Regions from separate parts of the Homo sapiens genome. Here region 1 is linked to region 2. Evidence: read pairs that join two places in POLR2A ChIA-PET (ENCODE). Cell type or tissue: A673. All regions are shown on one strand. Each heading gives the region's core, and the rest is flanking DNA. Links, peaks and the distances in the headings are about the cores only. Region 1 has its middle 7.2 kb from the start of UBE2L6. Region 2 holds the start of MIR130AHG (MIR130A host gene).

Evidence for each region. Peaks named below come from ENCODE experiments on the same cell type or tissue, not always from the same donor. Only the 100,000 strongest peaks of a DNase experiment are listed, where the experiment ranks them.
Region 1: POLR2A ChIA-PET joins it to region 2 with 11 read pairs; 25 of 35 experiments call an interaction of 5 or more read pairs at or near these places.

What each region holds. Positions count from the first base shown.
Region 1 is chr11:57,570,118-57,579,530 of GRCh38, forward strand. It overlaps the pseudogene RPS4XP13. Among named protein-coding and RNA genes, the nearest start is that of UBE2L6, 7.2 kb to the left of the region's middle. In A673, for the core only: no CTCF peak of the experiment used is centred there; no DNase peak of the experiment used is centred there.
Region 2 is chr11:57,632,966-57,642,378 of GRCh38, forward strand. It overlaps MIR130AHG (MIR130A host gene), which reads left to right and starts at 5,411. Exons shown (of 2, transcript NR_186232.1): 1 at 5,411-5,707. It overlaps MIR130A (microRNA 130a), which reads left to right and starts at 8,233; the gene lies at 8,233-8,321. RefSeq lists silencers at 5,335-5,524, 5,545-5,604 and an enhancer at 6,451-7,030. In A673, for the core only: CTCF peaks have their summits at 5,880 (motif pointing right), 6,906 (motif pointing left), 8,144, 8,743 (motif pointing left) and 1 weaker place; DNase peaks (open chromatin) are centred at 5,356, 6,576 and 8,706; H3K4me3 peaks cover 2,757 bases; H3K27ac peaks cover 3,522 bases; H3K27me3 peaks cover 311 bases.

The DNA of each region.
Region 1 (9,413 bases), core at 750-8,749, 63 kb before region 2:
TTGAACCCAGGAGGCAGAGGTTGCAGTGAGCCAAGATCACGCCATTGCACTCCAGCCTGGGGGACAGAGCAAGACTCCGCTCAAAGAAAAAAAGAAAAGAAAATTCTAAGTCCGAGGCCTGGCATGGTGGCTCATGCCTATAATCCCAGCACTCTGGGAGGCCAAGGCAGGCGGATTACCTGAGGTCAGGAGTTCGAGACCAGCCTGGCTAACATGGCGATACCTCGTCTCTACTAAAAACACAAAAATTAGCCAGGTGTAATGGCGTGCGCCTGTAATCCCAGCTACTGGGGAGGCTGAGGCAGGAGAATCACTTGAACCTGGGAGGCAGAGGTTGCAGTGAGCCGAGACCGGGCCATTGCACTCCAGCCTGGGCGACAAGAGCGAAACTCTGTCTCAAAAAGCAAAACAAGAAAATTGTAATTCCAGGATATAAACAATCAGGTTTGAATCCCAGCTCCACTATTTTTGGCTAAATAACCTTGGGCACATTACTTAACCTGTCTGTGCCTCCATTTCCTCATCTGTTAAATGGAGCTCATAACAGTGGATGTGAGAAACAATGAGTTGATATTTGCAAAGAACTTAACTTTGAATGGTGGACAATAAGTGACAGTTATGATAATGATAACATAATAAATATTAAAATGATGTCAGGTGCCTGCCTCAGAGTGAATGTACCAGGCTGTAGGAACAGATGCCTGAGCTTGCTCCCTTAGAACAACAGCAACACTATTTTCTCCAGTAGGAGACCCTGTTTTACTTCTCCCTGATCTGGTCACTGGCATTTATTCATCCATCTACAAAATTTATTGAGCACCTACTTATACAAGGCCCTGTATGGGGTACTCGATGGGATTCAGGCATTGATTGGTTAGGCTGGCTCGTCTTCACCATTGAGAGGAAGAGACACACATCTGTGTGATGACAAAAGGTGGTAGGAGAAAGGCCTCTTAAGTGACGTGCACATATGAGGTATGTCTCTTCCAAGACTGAGCTCTGCCAGCTGTAAGGCTTGCCAGTCTCTTATGAGGATAAAATGAGATGGTGTATGTGAGCAGACACCTTGTAGGTGTGAAAGTACGTTATCTATTTATAATGCCTCTAGAGTTCTGGGCAAGAGGTTCAGATTTTTCAAATGTCTCCAAGAACCTTCAGTGCATCTTCAAAGGAAGAACTTGGATCAGGAAGGATCAGTTGATTTCTTTCCATGCCCATTCCTTGGGCTTGTTCCTATTTGGAGTAGGGACGGTTAATCTCAGAACTACCCCAGCTCTCCCCATCTTCCTAGAGCTTAAAGAAGTTCCTGGGCCAGGTGCGGTGGCTCGTGCCTATAATCCCAGCACTTTGGGAGGCCAAGGCAGGCAGATCATCTGAGGTGGGGAGTTCGAGACCAGCCTGACCAATATGGAGAAACCCCTGTCTCTACTAAAAATACAAAATTAGCCAGGTGTGGTGGTGCATGCATGTGATCCCAGCTACTCGGGAGGCTGAGGCAGGAGAATCACTTGAACCTGGGAGGTGGAGGTTGCAGTGAGCTGAGATCGAGCCATTGCACTCCAGCCTGGGCAACAAGAGCAGGCAAAAAAAAAGAAGAAGTTCCCAGGAACCAGAGACAGAAGAGAATTTCCTGCTTCTTTTGATCCTCGTGCTTACCCCACACCCCCCCTTCCTCTGGGTTAGTCTCACACACACACACACACACACACCCCTCCTGTACCATGAGCCCTGCCCTTGTGGTTGAGGTGGAGGGATGGATAGAGGCAATCAAGGAGTCAGGGAGTCCCAGGAGGGGAGCTGGGGGTATTCTTGCCACAAGAGCAGGAAGGTGGCCTGATGAGTGAAGGACCTGCTTCCTCAGTGGGGCTCAACCACTCACTGACTTCCTTGTTGTGGGACTTTGGACATGAGAAGTAACAGTTAACAACAGATAACAACAATAACTAATGTATATTGGATGTGCAAGGATGTATCAGCAGCTTGGGCTGCCATCACAAAATACCACAGGCCAAATGGCTTTAACAACAGGTTTTATTTTCTCACAGTTCTGGAGGCTGGAAGTCCAAGATTAAGATTCTAACTGATTTGATTTCTGATGAGGGCTCTCTTCCCAGCTTGTGGACGGCTGCCTTCTTGCTATGTCCTCACATGGCCTTTCCTCAGGTGCTTGTGCAGGCAATGTGGGTATTAGAGAAAGTGAGCTCTCCAGTGTCGCTTCTCACATGGACATGAATTCTGTCCGATCGGGGCCCCACCCTGATGACTTCATTTAATCTTAATTACTCTTTAGAGGCCCCATGTCCAAATACAACCACACTGGAGGTTACAGCTTCAACATGTGAATTTTGAGGGACACAAACATTTATTCCATAACATAGGTTTGTGCTAAGTGCTTGACATGCAGTATCATAATTGATCCATTCAATAATGCTTGCTTAATTTTCTCTCTAACTTCCTAAAATAGGTTCTTTTATTGTTACCAGATTTTTTTTTTTTTTTTTTTGAAACAGAATCTTACTCTGTCACCCAGGCTGGAGTGCAGTGACATGATCACTACTCTCCACAGCCTCAACCTCACAGGCTTAAGCGATCCTTACAGCTCAGTCCCCCAAGTAGCTGGGACTACAGGCATGTCCCACCATGCCTGGCTAATTTTTGTATTTTTGTAGGCACAGAGTTTCACCGTGTTGCTCAGGCTGTTCTCAAACCCCTGGACTCAATTGATCCTCCTGCCTTGGCCTCCCAAAGTGCTGGGATTACAGGCATGAGCCACTGTACCCAGCCTTGTCTCCATTTTATAGGTAAAGAAACTGAGGCTAGGTGACTACTGGCCCAAGGTCACACACTCTCTAAGATGGAACTTAAACCCAGAACTACTGACTTCCTGCTTATTAACTGCCACGTCTGTCTGGGCCTTAAGTTCTTCATGTTAAAAATGAGGGTGAGAAGGCCGGACGCAGTGGCTCACACCTGTAATCCCAGCATTTTGGGAGGCCAAGGCGGGCAGATCATCTGAGGTCAAGAGTTTGAGACCAGCCTGGCCAACATGGTGAAACCCTGTTTCTACTAAAAATACAAAAAAATTAGCCAGTCCTGGGGGCGCCTACCTGTAGTCCTAGCTACTTGGGAGGCTGAGGCAGGAGAATCGCCTGAACCTGGGAGGTGGAGGTTGCAGCGAGCCAAGATTGCACCATTTCACTCACGCTTGGGCAACAAGAATGAAACTGCATCTCAAAAAAAAAAAAAAAAAAAAAAAAAACTGGTGAGAATCTCTGCCCTGTCTACTTCATGCGGGGTTTTACCTGGAAGACTTTGATTCCTGCAAAGTGAGATGTGCACATATAAGTTGTTTTCCTTAAGCAGAAAATATCCAATGATAGAAGTGTTCTAAAATGTGGCTGTCCCAGGACATTCAAATTAGCCCCCCTTAATCTCAGAACTGGAAGGGAGCTTTGAGATCATCTACAGTTGATGCTTGAACAATGCAGGGGTTAGGGGCATTGACCCCCGTGCTCAGTTGAAAATCCACAGATAACTTTTCACTCCCCCAGAACTTAACTACTAATAGCCTACTGTTGAACAGAAGCCTTACTGAGAACAGAAAGTTGATTGACATATATTTTGTATGTTATAGAGATTATATACTGTATTCTTAAAGTAAGCTGGAGAAAAGAAAATGTTATTAAGGAAATCACGGGGAAGATGAAATACATTTACTATTCATTAAGTGGAAGTGGATCATCATGTTTTCCATGTTTGTTGTCTTCATGCTGAGAAGGCTCAGGAGGAGGCGGAAAAGGAAGGGTTGGTCTTGCAGTCTCAGGAGTGGCAGAGGCAGAAGGCAGTCTACCTGTAAGTGAACCTGCACAGTTTGAGCCCATGTTCAAGGGTCAACTTCAGTGTTATATAACCACTCCCCACCACATCCCACCGGGTGGGATAAGAAAACAGGTGCCCAGATAGGGGAAATGCCTTGCCCCAGGTCGTGGATTAGAACTCAGGGGAGCTTAGTCCTGGTCTACTTACTGCTCTACAGGTTCTTCCCAACAGGCTCAGCCTCAGTCTCGTCCATGAATTTTTCCAAATTGGGCCATTTGGTGGGAGCAGCGGGGTTCCACCTCACTGCTGGATTGCCATCAGGAACAGCTGGTATTCAAGAAGCATCCCCTTGTCCTGAACCAGGATATAGTGAGTTCCATGGTCACAGCTGCATGACTCTGGCCCATGCAATTTATAGCCTCCCTACCTTGGTTTTCCCATCCATTTTCCTACGATTAGCAAGTACAGGTGGCAAACTGGTGGCTCAGAAACAAGTTTGATTTTGCAGGCTGTATGTGGCTTATACATGTTTTAAAATATGATGTCATAGGGGAACAAAAGTACCTTTTTCACTACCCGTGATCGTTCTTATTTGAGGCAGACCCCTGTAACAAAAGACAGATTAAGAGAAAAACAAGTTTATTAACATATACACCTTATGAATACATGGGAGATACTGAGGGAAATGAGTAAATCTCCAAGAGATGCCCTAAATACCTTTGCCTGCTGAAGCAAAGAAGAAAAGTGAGGTGGCCAGGAAAAACACCATAAACAAGGGTAAGATTTGTTATGCAGATTTAAGTCCCTGCTTTTTCTCTTCATGAGAGTTTCCAGTGATAGAAGCGTATTTTGGGATGACATATTCTGGTCATATTAGAGTAGCATATCCTTAACCCCATAAATGCAACATTTTTAAAAATGAGAGAACTGGTCAGGCATAGCGGCTCATGCTTGTAATCCTAGCTCTACAAAAATTTCTTTTAAAAATTTGGTCAGGTGCAGTGGCTCACGCCTGTAATCCCAGCACTTTGGGAGGCCGAGGTGGGTGGATCACTTAAGGTCAGGAGTTCGAGACCAGCCTGGGCAATACGGTGAAACCCGTCTCTACTGAAAATACAAAAATTAGCCGGGCATGCTGGCAAACACCTGTAATCCTAGCTACTCAAGAGGCTGAGGCACGAAACTCGCTTGAACCCAGGAGGCAGAGGTTGCAGTGAGCCGAGATCATGCCTCTGCACTCCTGGGCAGAGAGCCTGGGCAACAGAGTGAGACTCCATCTCAAAAAAAAAAAAAAAAAAAAAAAAAATTAGCCATGAGCAATGGTGCATACCTGTAGTCCTAGCTATTCTGGAGGCTAACATGGGAGGATCACTTGAGCCTGGGAGGTTGAGACTGCAGTGAGCCATGATCATGCTACCTCACTCTAGCCTCAGTGACAAAGTGAAACCACATCTCTTTAAAAAAAAAAAAAAAAAAGCAACTGAAGTACCAAACTAGGAAACTTATTCCAAGCAAAGGATTAATCTCCATAATATATAAAGAGCACCTACAAATGAATAAAAATATCAACAGCTCTTGGGAGGCCAAGGTGGGTGGATCATCTGAGGTCAGGAGTTTGAAACCAGCTTGGCCAACATGGTGAAACCCCATCTCTACTAAAAATACAAAAATTAGCTGGGTGTGGTGGCACATGCCTGTAGTCCCACCTACTCAGGAGGCTGAGGCAGGGGAATTGCTTGAAACCAGAAGGCAGAGGTTGCAGTGAGCTGAAATCACACCACTGCACTCCAGCCTGGAGACAGAGCAAGACTCTGTCTCAAAAAAAAAAAAAAAAAAAAGAAGGGCCGTGGGTGGTGGCTCACGCCTGTAATCCCAGCACTTTGGGAGGCCGAGGTGGGCAGATCACCTGAGGTCAGGAGTTCAAGACCAGCCTGGCCAACATGGCGAAACCCCATCTCTACTAAAAATACAAAAATTAGCTGGGTGTGGTAGCACATGCCTGTAGTCCCAGCTACTTGGGAGGCTGAGGCAGGAAAATTGCTTGAACCCAGGGGGTAGAGGTTGCACTGAGCTGAGATCACACCACTGCACTCCAGCCTGGACAACAGAGCAAGACTCCATCTCAAAAAAAAAAAAAAATAGAAAACAAAGCATGTAAAAGATAATTCAATGAAAAGAACATATTAATTCTTCCTAAATGTGTGAAAAGATCAACTATGCTCATAATAGGAGAAATACACATGAAAAACACACCAAAGTACCATTTTTCACCAGATTGACAAAAAAATGTTAATTAATCACGCCACATTATTTTTAATTACATACAAAGATCTAACATGTCACCCAGGGACCATTTCACCCACTGCTCTGTTTGGCCACCAGTCTCTTGTCTCTCTCTTCAGCAATGGTGAGGCGGATACCCTTTCCTCAGGGAAGAAAAATCCATGGTTTGTTGCCCTTACCAATAACAAAAATGTTGAAAGGTCGAGTGGCAAATCTGTTGCCACTGGCATCTTTCACATGAACCACGTCAAAAGATCCAGGGTGCCTCTCTCTGTTGGTGATCACACCAATTCTTCATACACAGGTTAGCACCTCCAGTCACCATACACAGGTTACCAGTGTTGAACTTGATGAAATCAGTAATCTTGCCAGTCTCCAAATCAATCTGAATGGTATCATTCACCTTGATGAGGGGATCAGGGTAGCAGATGGTGCGAGCATCATGAGTCCCCAGATGAGGGATTCCTTTGGTGTCCACAAAGATTTTTCTCACTTTGCACCACTTGTACTTGGCCTCCTCAGGTGTAATATGATGTACAGCAAAGCAACCCTTGGTGTCATAGATCAGACAGAAATTCCCTCCTGTCTTGCCAATGCTGATGACATCCATGAATCCAGCAGGGTAGGTTATATCAGTTCTGACCTTGCCATCGATCTTAATGAACGGCTGCATGCAAATCTTTACTTCATCTCCTGTCAGGGCATACTTAAGTCTGTTCTTAAATGATGATGGGGAGACACTCTCTCAACTTGTGGACACTGGTGGATAGACAAGGAGCAAACACACTGGTCAATTTATGCAGCATCCAATGTTTTGGAGTTGCTGTAGTGGTTCAGATGCTTCTTGGGACCATGAGCCATGGCTGCATTAGGCACAGAAAGAAGAAAAAGAATTTTTTTTTTAAGTTTGATAATGCATGTCTTTGGGAGAGTGTGGGAAAACAGTCACTCTCATATATTACTGATAGAAATGTAAATGAGATTGCGCCATTGCACTCCAGCCTGGGTGACAGAGCCAGACTCCGTCTCAAAAAAAACAAAAGAAAGAAAGAAATGTAAATGTGTACAATCCCTATGATGAGTAAATTGTCAGTATCTATCAAAATCATAAATATGAATTCCTTTGACCTATCAGTTTTGCCTCTAGGCATTTTATCCAATAGATATATTATCAATGTGTGAAATACTATAAATATAGGCTTGTTTATTATAGCAAAACTTTGGAAGCAATCTCTACGTCTAACAAAGAGGGTCTGGCTAAATAATGATGGTACATTCATACAAAGAAATATCAGGCATGCCAGCGGTGGCTCAAGCCTGTAATTCCAGCACTTTGGGAGTCCGAGGCAAGAGGATCCCTTGAGCCCAGGAGTTCAAGGCCAGCTTGAGCAACATAGTGAGACCCTGTGTCTATTTATTTTATTTTTATTTTTTCTATTTTTTAAATAAAATAAAAATAAATAAATATCAGGCAGCTGTAAGCAAGAATGAGGAATCTGTTTACGTATTGATAGAGAAGGCTCTTAAGATAAATTTTAAGGGGAAAAGACAAAATATAGTATCCTGTGAAAAGTATGTTATAATCTGTGTGAATAAAGGAAAAATAACATTTGCCTCATATGCTTAGAACATTTCTGGAAGAATACAAGATACTAGGGACAGTGATGGTCCCTGGAGAGGGTAACGTGCTGATCAATTGGAGGAGATAGAGGGGATTTTTTACTTTATATCCTATTTCCTTTCATTTTTGGAATGATGTGAATGAACTACCTCTTTAAAAATGAATAACATTTCGGTCAGGCGCGGTGGCTCACGCCTGTAATCCCAGCACTTTGAGAGGCCAAGGCGGATGGATTATTTAAGGTCAGATGTTCGAGACCAGCCTGACCAACATGGTGAAACCCCGTCTCTACTAAAAATACAAAAATTAGCCGGGTGGTAGTGGTGCGTGACTGTAATTCCAACTACTCGGGAGGCTGAGGCAGGAGAGTCGCTTGAGCCTGGGAGGCAGAGGTTGCAGTGAGCAGAGATCATGCTGAGCGAGAGACTGAGACTCTGTCTCAAAAAAAAAAAAAAAAAGATAACATTTCAATTAAATAATAAAGATTCTCTCTTTTTTAACCCAAAAGATTTTTGCATTAAAATGTTTATTTCTTTGCTATCCTAAAAAGAAAAACATTTTTTAAAAGAAAGTAAAATATTTATTTCTGGCTTCTCTTGCAAAATTAAGTCCAGGTGTGGTGGTTCATGCCAATCTATATTCCCAGTGCTTTGGGAGGCCAAGGCGGGAAGATGGCTTGAGGCTAGGAGTTCGAGACCAGCCTGGGTAATATAGGGAGACCCTGTCTCTACAAAATTAATAAAAAAATTAGCCAGGCATGGAGGCACATGCCTATATTTCTAGCTACTTGGGAGGCTGAGGTGGGAGGATTGCTTGAGCCCAGGAGTTGCAAGCTGCAGTGAGCCACGATTGTGCCACTGCACACCAGCCTGGAGAACAGATCAAAATCCTGTCTCAAAAACATACAAACAAACAAAAAAAAATCATGAGGCTCTTGGCAATACAAGGCCAACATTCCCTCAGGGCAGAGCTTGGCTGGAGCTCAGCAGGGCTGCCCCTCTACACCAGGAATGCATACCCCTGTATGCCACAGTCTTCATCACCTCCTATTTTTCCTGGCCTGGCCAGCATCACCTGCTTTTTTTAGTCATTTGGTCTTGTAAGGTAACAGGTGTTCTGGAGTCTCTTTTCACTTGTTAACCTCCTACCTCTGATTCTTTCCTTTCGTTAGGATCAGGGTTTCTTATGCTCCACAACATCTGTGGCCTTTGCAGGCATAGTTGTGCACCTGTCCTAGAAGGTGTGGCAGTGCCTGGTTGCTGCTCAAGTCTCTCTCAGGTACTTCATGGCGGAGAATTATTGTCATCTACCACCCTTGAATGAGACAAACTTTTTTTTGAGGTGGGGTCTCACTGTGTTGCCCAGGCTGGAGTGCAGCAGCTATTCACAGGCACACAGGCATAACCAAAGCACCCTACAGCCTTGAACTCTTGGCCTCAAGCAATCCTCCTGCCTTAGCCTCCAGGGTAACTGGGACTACAAGTGTGGGCCACTGTGCCTGGCTATAAACATCTTTTTTGACAGCCCTGTCTGGGTTGGAGGAGGCTCAATTACAGAGTTAGAGAGGATCTTAGAGACTTTCTAACAAAGTCAAGAAATATATTAATAAATGGGGGGAAAAAGGCTTTTCAGACACTGTAGATGGCATGGCACCATACCTGTGTGTTTAAAGACAACAGCATGGGCTGGG
Region 2 (9,413 bases), core at 873-8,872:
AGGCACCTTACTGTGGAAGGAGGGGAAATGAAAGAGGCTCATATGGAAAAGCCTCTATCATCATCTCAAGTGAACTAGGAGCTGTGTTAGCCAGACATGGTGGCTCACACCTATAATCCCAGCACTTTGGGAGCCTGAGGCAAGGGGATGGCTTGAGCCATCCCCTATCCCCTATAGGGATAGCCATCACCTATCCCCTATCTCAAGGGGTTTGAGACCAGCCTGGGCAACATAAGGAGACCCTGTCTCTACAAAAAATACAAAAATTAGCTAGGTGTGGTAGCATGTGCCTGTAGTCCCATCTAGTTGGCTGCAGCAGGAGTGTTGCTTGATCTCTGGAGGTCAAGGCTGCAGTGAGCCATGATGGCACCACTGCACTTCAGCCTGGGTGACAGAGCAGGACTCTGTCTCAAAAAAAAAAAAAAAAAAAAAAAAAAAAAAGCCATGTGTTATTAGCAGTTGAGTTACCTACCTCCACTGATGTTTAAGCAAGGAGGCAACTCTCTCCAGCGTTTCAGATTCAGTCCTTCCAAGAGGCAAAGGTTTAGGGCAGATGGTCTCCCTGTCTCACATTTATAGTATTCTACGTGATACTTTCTATTCTTCAAGACTCAGATGCTGCTTCCTCCAGGAAGCCTTCGTGGATTCCATTCTCCATTGGGAGCAATCCTTTTTTTCTACACGATTTACCCAAATAGGCATGGAGGGACCCATATCTGTATATGACAATGGAGGTTAGGGAGGGAGGCAAAGGAAGCACCTCCAGAATAGTCTTGGATTGCTGTGGGGGTGGTGGGAAAGGGAGGTTCCTGCAAAGCCCAGGTGCATTCTGAAACTCCCATAAGAGGAGTGAAGAATGTGGAGGTGGGGTAGGGTGGCTAGGAGCCAAGTAGCTCCTGGGTGCATTTTTTACACTCCTGTAACAGGTTGGACCACGTCTAGCTGTTCCTGGCCTCCATTTCTGACTCTCCTGAGAAGGGGTGGGGCCACGTGGGGGTTTGGAAGGTGGTGAGTGAAAAAGGAGGGTCCTTCATGCAGCTCATACCTACACACTGGGAATCCAGAGATAGGAGACTGAACTGAGAGACACCAATGAGAGTCCATTCTCTACTGAGCAATTGGAGCCCATTTTGCCCAGGGAAGGATGTTTGTGGACAACAGACGGGCCCGTAGACTAAGGCAGAAGAGGCAGAGAGCTGAGCATGGAGGCCCTGGGGCAGCTGAATGAATAGTTGCGGGGTTTGTCTTGGTGAGGAAAAGATAAAAGTATGTTCAAGGAAAATGATGTCTTTGGAGCAGAGTAGAGGCTGGAGAGATGTGTCCAAGCCCTCCATGATCTGTCCCAGCTGCCTTTTCTTCCTTTCTATTCCCCTTCAGACACCCCAGGTTCCCACTGAATCTCCAGCCAATCCCACCATTTCCCCACCTCTCAGCCTTTGTGTTGTTCTCTCTCCTTGGCATTTCCTTGTCTTCCTTTCTCCCATCTTCTTGTGTCTAAATACTTTCTATTCTTCAAGTCTCAGATGCTGCTTCCTCCAGGAAGCCTTCTTGGATTCCATTCCCCATTGGGAGCAATCCTTCTTTTCTCTGAACTCCTTATATCTCTCACCAGAGCAGTCATTTAGCAATGTCTCCTAGTAGTAAGGAAATATTCAAGATAGCAGCCATTTCCCAGGAAGCTCTGTGTTTCCCCTCATGCACATTACCCAGGCAAAGGCTCTCCAGAAGCAAGACTGGACAAACACTGTATAAGCTCAGGCCAGTGCAGCCATCTCCTTTATCAACTCCCTGCAGCAGTTGTCTCTCTGTTAGGTTAGGGCCCTATATGCACAAGTCATAGCCTGTAGCTACCAAAATCCTGGGCACCCTGCCCTCCTTATCCTCCAAAACCCCCAGCTAATTCTGTCTCTTGGTCAGTCCAAGGATAAACTCAGAGTCCTTCTTCTCCCGCCCCTCAGCTTCCTCTTCTCATGGTGGCAATGCCACAAGGGGGTCCTTCAACCATATTCAGGGAGTGGGCTCTGGGCTGTCCATCTTCTTGTAATCCTGGCATACCCAGGAGCTCTGGATTTCCACATGTCAATTGGAGGACCCATCTGGCCCTTAAATCTCGGCTCTCATTTGGCCAAGGTCAGAGAAGCACATCTCTTGAATGAAGTTAATGATGTACATGTATGTGTGTGCTCCCGCAGGAGCCCCAAAGAGATGGACTAAGTTTACAGGTGCACGTTAACTCATGAGCGAACACATCAACCTGCTGTTCTGACTGTCCTTGGGCAAGTGACAGCCCCTATCCCCACCCCGTCAACGTCTTGGTTTCTATTTTTGAAAAAACAAGGTTGGACAAACCTGCAAATTCCCTTTTAGCCACAATCTTTCATTGTGTAGTGGGGTGGGTGTATCTCAGCTCCCTTCTCAGAGAAGTGGTTGACATTCATAAGGAAAGGATTCCTGACAAAGGTGACAGGAATTTGAACCTCATTTCCGGGGAATTGATGCCCTTTATGATTTGTGATTTGAACCTGTAGGAATTCATGCCTGAGGATGAAAAGAAAGGGTTTTTTTTTTCCCCCAGCAAGAATCATAGAATGAACTGGGCGCGGTGTCTCATGGCCGGGCGTGGTGGCTCACACCTGTAATCCCAGCATTTTGGGAGGCCAAGGTGGTCAGATCACGAGGTCAGTAGTTTGAGACCAGCCTGACCAACATGGTGAAACCCCATCTCTACTAAAAATACAAAATTAGCCAGGCCTGGTGGTGCACACCTGTAATCCCAGCTACTTAGGAGGCTGAGGCAGGAGAATCACTTGAACCCAGGAGGCAGAGGTTGCAGATCGCGCCACTGCACTCCAGCCTGGGCAACAAAACCAGACTCTGTCTCAAAAAAAGAAAAGGATCATAAAATGGGCCAGTAGGTGGGGTGGCTCATGCCTGTAATCCCAGCACTTTGGGAGGCCAAGGTGGGAGGATTGCTTGAGCCCAGGAGTTCAACACCAGCCTGGGCAACATAGCAAGTCTTTCTTAAAAAAAAAAAAAAAAAAAATTAGTTGGATGTGATGGCACGTACCTGAAGTCTCAGCTACTTGGGAGACTGAGGCAGGAAAATCACTTGAGCCCAAGAGGTCTAGACTGCAGTGAGCTGTGATGGCGCCACTGAACTTGGGCAACACATCAAGACCTTGTCTCCAAAAAAAAAAAAAAAAAAGGGTCATAGAATTTTATTCTTATTAGCAACACCACAAAGATTTTCTAGACCGTTTAATATAGTAGCCACTAGCCTCATGTGGCTGTATGAAAGTAATTAAAATGAAATAAAATTAAAAAGCCACTTCCTCAGTCACGGTAGCACATTTAAGGGCTCAACAGTCACACGTAGCTAGTGGCTACCATATTGTTTGATGACTGAGAGAAACATGCTCACCCATCTAAACCCAAAGAATGGACCTAGAGGCACGAGGAACAGCGAAAGTGAGACTTTTAATGACAGTCTTGCAAGATCAGGTGTGTGGTAGGCAGGCACACCCAGGACAGTTACAACAAGCAATTTATCCCCTAGTGCACAAATCCCTCCCCCCGTTCCTCATAGGCTGAGTACTATGGGGTCACAATCTTCCCCAGCGTCGCCTGTTGGTTGTTGGGTTGGGGCTTTAGGTGTTTTCTTTAGGGTTGCCCCATTGCATTTTGTTGCAGCCCATAATGCATTGCAGCCATCTTGGGGGGTCCTTCAACTGTTTGACTTATGACCCAGGTAGTTAAGGCAAGCTGATAAAGTTAGCTATCTTTCAAGCTCAACTAAACTGTTTGGTTCGGGTGAGGGCAGCTAAGGGGCCCCAACCAGCAGATGCCAGCTATTAAGGTAGGGGCTTAGTGGATCTTGTTCTCCTGTGGTTTGTGGACCCAAGCCTATCTGAGACATTTTATTTTGAAAAGGGACCACGATATATGTAATTTTCTACAATGATGCAGATATAGAACATTTCCATCTTCTCACAGAAACTTCTATCAGGACTGCGCTGTCCTAGACCAACGTTTTGCAAACGAGGAAACTGAAGCTAAAAAGGAAACATGACCTCGCCAAGCTTTTTTTTTGAGATAGAGTTTCGCTCTTTTCACCCAGACTGGAGTACAATGATTTGATCTCGGTTCACTGTAACTTCTGCCTCCTGGGTTCAAGCGATTCTCCTGCCTCAGTCTCCCAAGTAACTGGGATTACAGGCAAGCACCACCACGCCCAGATAATTTTGGTATTTTTAGTAGAGACGGGTTTTCACCATGTTGGCCAGGCTGGTCTTTAACTCCTGAACTCAGGTGATCCACCCGCCTCGGCCTCCCAGAATGCTAGGATTACAGGCATGAGCCACCGAGCCCGATCATAGCTCACTGCAACCTGGAACTCCTAGGCTTAAGCGATCCTCCCATCTCAGCCTCCCTAGTAGCTGGGACCATAGGCCACACCACGACGCCCAGCTAATTTTTTTATTTTTCGTAGAGATAGAGTCTCAGTGTGTTGCCCAGGGTGGTCTGGAACTCCTGGGCTCAAGCAATCCTCCCACCTCAGCCTCTCAAAGTGCTTGGATTATAGGCGTTAGCCACCGCGCCCAGCCTCGCCCTGCATCTTAATGGCAGATCTAGGCCTAAAACCCCGGACCTTACTCCAAGGCCTGACATATCGCCCTCGTCCTTGCTGCCGCCTTCCTCTCTGGGCTCCCCCACCTCAGAGCCCCTTGTGGGCGCACAGCACGTTGGCCCAGGCGGGGCAGGGCTGGTCTGAGGGGATGTTTTTGACGGAGCGGAGCTCCAGATGCTGCACATTCCTGATCGGGTCAGGCCTGCCCTGCGGCACTCGGGGAATTAGCTTCGGTGAAGAGCCCCAGATCTTCTTTCTAGAGCTGCCCTCTTCCTGGCCAGCCCAAGAAGCGCGGGCGTTCAGGAACGCTCTCCCACCGCCTTGGGTGAGGCTGAAAGGCTGAGTGGATCCCCTGTTGCAGAAGTACTTCTGGTCAAGGAGGGGTTGGAGACGGGCAGGAAATTGCACCCCTTGTATCTTCCAAGGTCTCCAAATCCAGCACGAGGGGCATCTGGGAACAGGGTTTCTGCCAGCCCCACCTTGGGGCCGCATTTGGCGGGAACTGGATCTGCCTTCACCTGCAGCCCTGTGCGGGGCGTGACGGAAAGAGCGGGGAGAGGGGCGTCCTGGTGCGGGGGTTGTTGAGGTGAGAAGCCAGGGGAGGGGGCTCCGGGAGCGCCCTGACCTCGCGGACTGTTGGGAGGCGGAGGGGATGGGGGTTGGGGGAGAAGAGGGGAGCCTGGCAGCCAATGGGAGGGAGGATCTCGTTTCAAAAGGGTTAACCCACAGCCAATGGGAGCCTGGGGGAGCGGATCCTGCTCACTCCATTCAAGAATCCCAAGTATTCAAGATGGACGGCAGGGAGTGTGGAAGGAGAAAGGGGGCGAGGGGGGAAGAGCGAGATCGGCAGAGGAGAGGGTCTCCGCGGCCCACCGGCCTCGCAACCTCGGTCCCGGCCGGCGGGTGGCGGGGCGGCCGCTGGGGATCCAAGCCCGGCCCGGGAGAGGGGCTGGCGGGGTGCGAGAGGGCGTGAGCGAGGGGGAGCGAGGCCAGGGAGGGGAGCCAAGAGGGAGGGAAGGGCAGAGAAAGAGCCCGGGAAGAAGGAGGTGGCAGGCAGAGGATCCTAACGAAGAGCAATGTGTAGGTATCGAGAGCTTCCCGAAGGGTAACGACACCGATTTTCGGTTTTATTCTCTCTTGGGGAAGGGAGGGGGACGGTCTGGGCTCTTTCTCTCGTCTTCCTTTTTCCCTCCTCATTCTCCACTCGTGGGCATCTTTTCTATTTTTTCCTTTGGAAACACTGTAACTGGGAAGCACCAGGCGTGTCTTTCTGAGGTGGCCTCACTGTCATTTTCCAGTGGGGGGCGTGGTGGGGTAGGGATGGGGGGCTCCGCTGGGCACGGCCGAGCTGGGCCATCTGTCTCCACCTGGGTTGTGTGCGAGGGCGTGGAGTGTTCCGAGGGGGACCGGGGGCCGAAGGGCTGGAGCAGGGCAGGGAGTTCTGCACCTCCAGAAGTTGTAGGGTGAGCCAGGGGCGGTGTGGGGGTGTGAGGCTGGTTTTCGAGCTGATAGTTGTGGGGTGTTGAGGGGTGCGGGGATGTGTGTGTGTGGGGGGCGTGCGCTCACACTCCAGTTCTTGTTGTTTGGGTGTGTAATGAGGGCTGAGTTGTGCAGCAAGTATGGCTGAGAGTTTGTGTGTGTGTGTGTGTGTGTGTGTGGTGTGTACGTGCGCCTGTGTGGTCCAGCCTCGAGGTGTGTGTGTTCGGGGGGAGCACAGTTGGGTGTTGAAGGAGAGCGCCCCTCACCCCCCACTTCCCAGCTGCCTCTCTCATCCCATTCACAGAACATGGCTTTCAGGACCCTCCTGGTCTCCTCCTCCCGTCGCCATGGCTGCGAGGAGGGGGTGGGAGGAGACAGTTGGGGCCAGCCCCCTGCCCCTGCTGCTCCAGCTAACCCCCCACCTGCCCTTTCTCTCCCTTTCACAGGCTGGGCCCCATCCCCTGCTGCTCTGGGGGCAGGGGCCGGAAGATGGTGGCCAATGAGGAGGGGGAGAGGAGAGAACTTGAGCCGGGGCCTCCCCTCCCCCATTTCCTCCTCGGTCTCTACACTCGCTTCTGGAAGGAGCTGGGGGCTGGCTCCTGGGCCCAAGGTGGGGGAGGGGTCCTGCTGGCTGGTGAGTCGCTGGGCCTGCTCCTCAGGAATGAGTTGGGTGTGTGAGAGCTGAGGGGCTCTTGGCCCTTTCTCCCTGCACTCCCTAAGGAGAGACCTGGAAACTTCTTGGGGAAGAATCTTCCCCTGGCCTCCCTGAAGCTTGCTGTGCAGCCTTATCTTTGCCCCTCTGCCCCCTGTTGGTGTGATCCAGTTCCCAGCTGGGCCTGGTTTGCCCAACCCCAGAGCAGAGAGGTCACTGACCCTCGAGGGGTCTTGGTTTCCGCCCATTAAAACTGTAGGGCAGGGCCCCATGTTTGCAGATTACGGGAACAAACTCTGCCGGGGAGAGCGGGAGGGAACGTCTCCTGCTTCCTGAGGGGGTGGGACGAGGCTAGAGGGAAGCCCAGAGGAAGAGCTCCCAACTGGAATTCTGTCCTCTATTCCTTACGGTGGCTGTGGATTAGGGAAGAAGGCATCTCCCCTTCGTTGATCGGGGCACTGGAGGAATCACCCTCCAGCCTCTGTTTCTCTGGGCTGCCCAAAGTTCACTGGGTCAGAACTGGAGCTGGGCTCCGGGGCTGTGGCCCTAGCTGGAATGTGCCACAATAGAGCCTGCCTGGGTCTGAGCCTCCAGATATCCAGGTGTCCTTCCAGGGCAGCTTTCTGGCTTTGGGTGTTAATCTTCCGGGGACTGTTTGTCCTGTATTTAAGCCCCCTTAGGGTTGGATAGGATGGGGAAGTGCTAGGATGAGCTTGAAGACTCCCCAACCAAGGGTCCCTGGATAAGACAGGAAATAACTCAGATGTGAATCCCACTGCCAGTGAAAGCCTATCCCTAACTCTCAGTAACTGTGAGCGAATCACCCTCACCATTTTAATGCTGAATCTGCAAAGTGCTTTCAGGACCTCCAAAAGGAGATGCAGGGGTGGGGCTTCACCAGCAGCTTTCACCTCCCCGCCTGGAAGCTTCTCTCTACTGCGTGGGGAGCTGTGACTACAGGCTCCCACCTCTCTGGTCCTGGAAGGTCATCTGAGAGTGTTGCCTTGAGGCCTAGAGCTCTGCTTTATCTAAATTTAAAAGGAGATGGAAACTTAGAGAAGAGTAGAGGGTTCTGTAGTCTTGGGCAGCAAGCTCCTCTCTAGAAGGTAAGCTAGCGGAAATGCAAATCCAGATGAACACAGCCTCATACGAGTGACCTCCAGACTTTGGGGATTGCTAATAGCCGTTTTCTTTGAGGACTGAGCATCAAGCCCGAAGTATCCCTGCAGCTGCTTTAGTGGGTCCTGTCCTCCCATGCCAAAACCTCCAAGAAAAAGGTGGTCTCTGTGCTGGGGGTCAGGGGGTTGGTGAAGAAGGCGGCAAAAGGAAGAGTGGTGAAAAAATAGAATGAACACTAAGAATGGAATAAAAGGGAAAAAAGCTGTATTGAAGCAAAGAAGGGGCAGAGGGAGCCCGTGAGCTGAGTGGGCCAGGGACTGGGAGAAGGAGTGAGGAGGCAGGGCCGGCATGCCTCTGCTGCTGGCCAGAGCTCTTTTCACATTGTGCTACTGTCTGCACCTGTCACTAGCAGTGCAATGTTAAAAGGGCATTGGCCGTGTAGTGCTACCCAGCGCTGGCTGCCTCCTCAGCATTGCAATTCCTCTCCCATCTGGGCACCAGTCAGCTACCCTGGTGGGAATCTGGGTAGCCTCACTTGTTAGTTATACTAATAGCTCTCATTTATGGAACTACTTCTGTATGCAGTGCTTGTGATAGACACTGCCTCCGTTACTGTGAAACCTAATAACTTCTGGGAGGTAACAGCCCCATTTTATGGATGAAAAACTGAGGGTCAGAAAGGTTTAAACAGTTTGGCTAAGATTGTGTAGCTCTTAGGTTGCAAAGCCTAGATACAACCCTGTGTTAAGTCTTGACAGCTCACTCATCTTTTTGTAGACCCATCTGGAGAGATCTGAATAGGTTCTTCAAACTGGGAGATTTCCTGAGCTGAGGGGTGGAAGGTTTTGATGCCATCTGCTGGTTGTATGAGGATATCTTCCAAAGCCTCAAACCTTTAAGGACCAGAAGTGGTGGCAACTCCTTAGGCTAAGAAGGATAAGCATTCCCAGACTCAGCCCGGAATGGAGAGTGAGTGGAAAAAGATTAGGAGAATCACTATTAGGTACAGAGTAGGCCTCCTTGAGAAAAAAAGGAATGCACCAGAAAGGAAAGGGGGTTAACTCGAGAGGATTGCTCCCCAAAGAAAAGGACCTGTGTGCTGCTGGCATCCCATACCTACAGCTCCTTCCCTGGCTCATGAGGCATGGAAAGACCTCACTCCTTCCCTGAATCCACTTACCTTTCTCAGCACCACTCCCTCTTGGTCACGGGGTGTTTGATGGTAATGCTGCTTGAGGGCACACCTGTCTGGGCATCCAAGATTTGGACAGCGTTGCCCATGACTTAATCTTAAAGATTAATAGGATCCCTTGAATCAACCCACAGAATGATTCTCCCAGGACCAATTACAAGGAAATTGAGGCCGGGTGCGGTGGCTCACGCCTGTAATCCCAACACTTTGGGAGGCCGAGGCGGGCGGATCACCTGAGGTCAGGGGTTCAAGACCAGCCTGGCCAACATGGTGAAACCTCGTCTCTACTAAAAATACAAAAATTAGCCAGGCGTGGTAATGCACGCCTGTAGTCTCAGCTACTT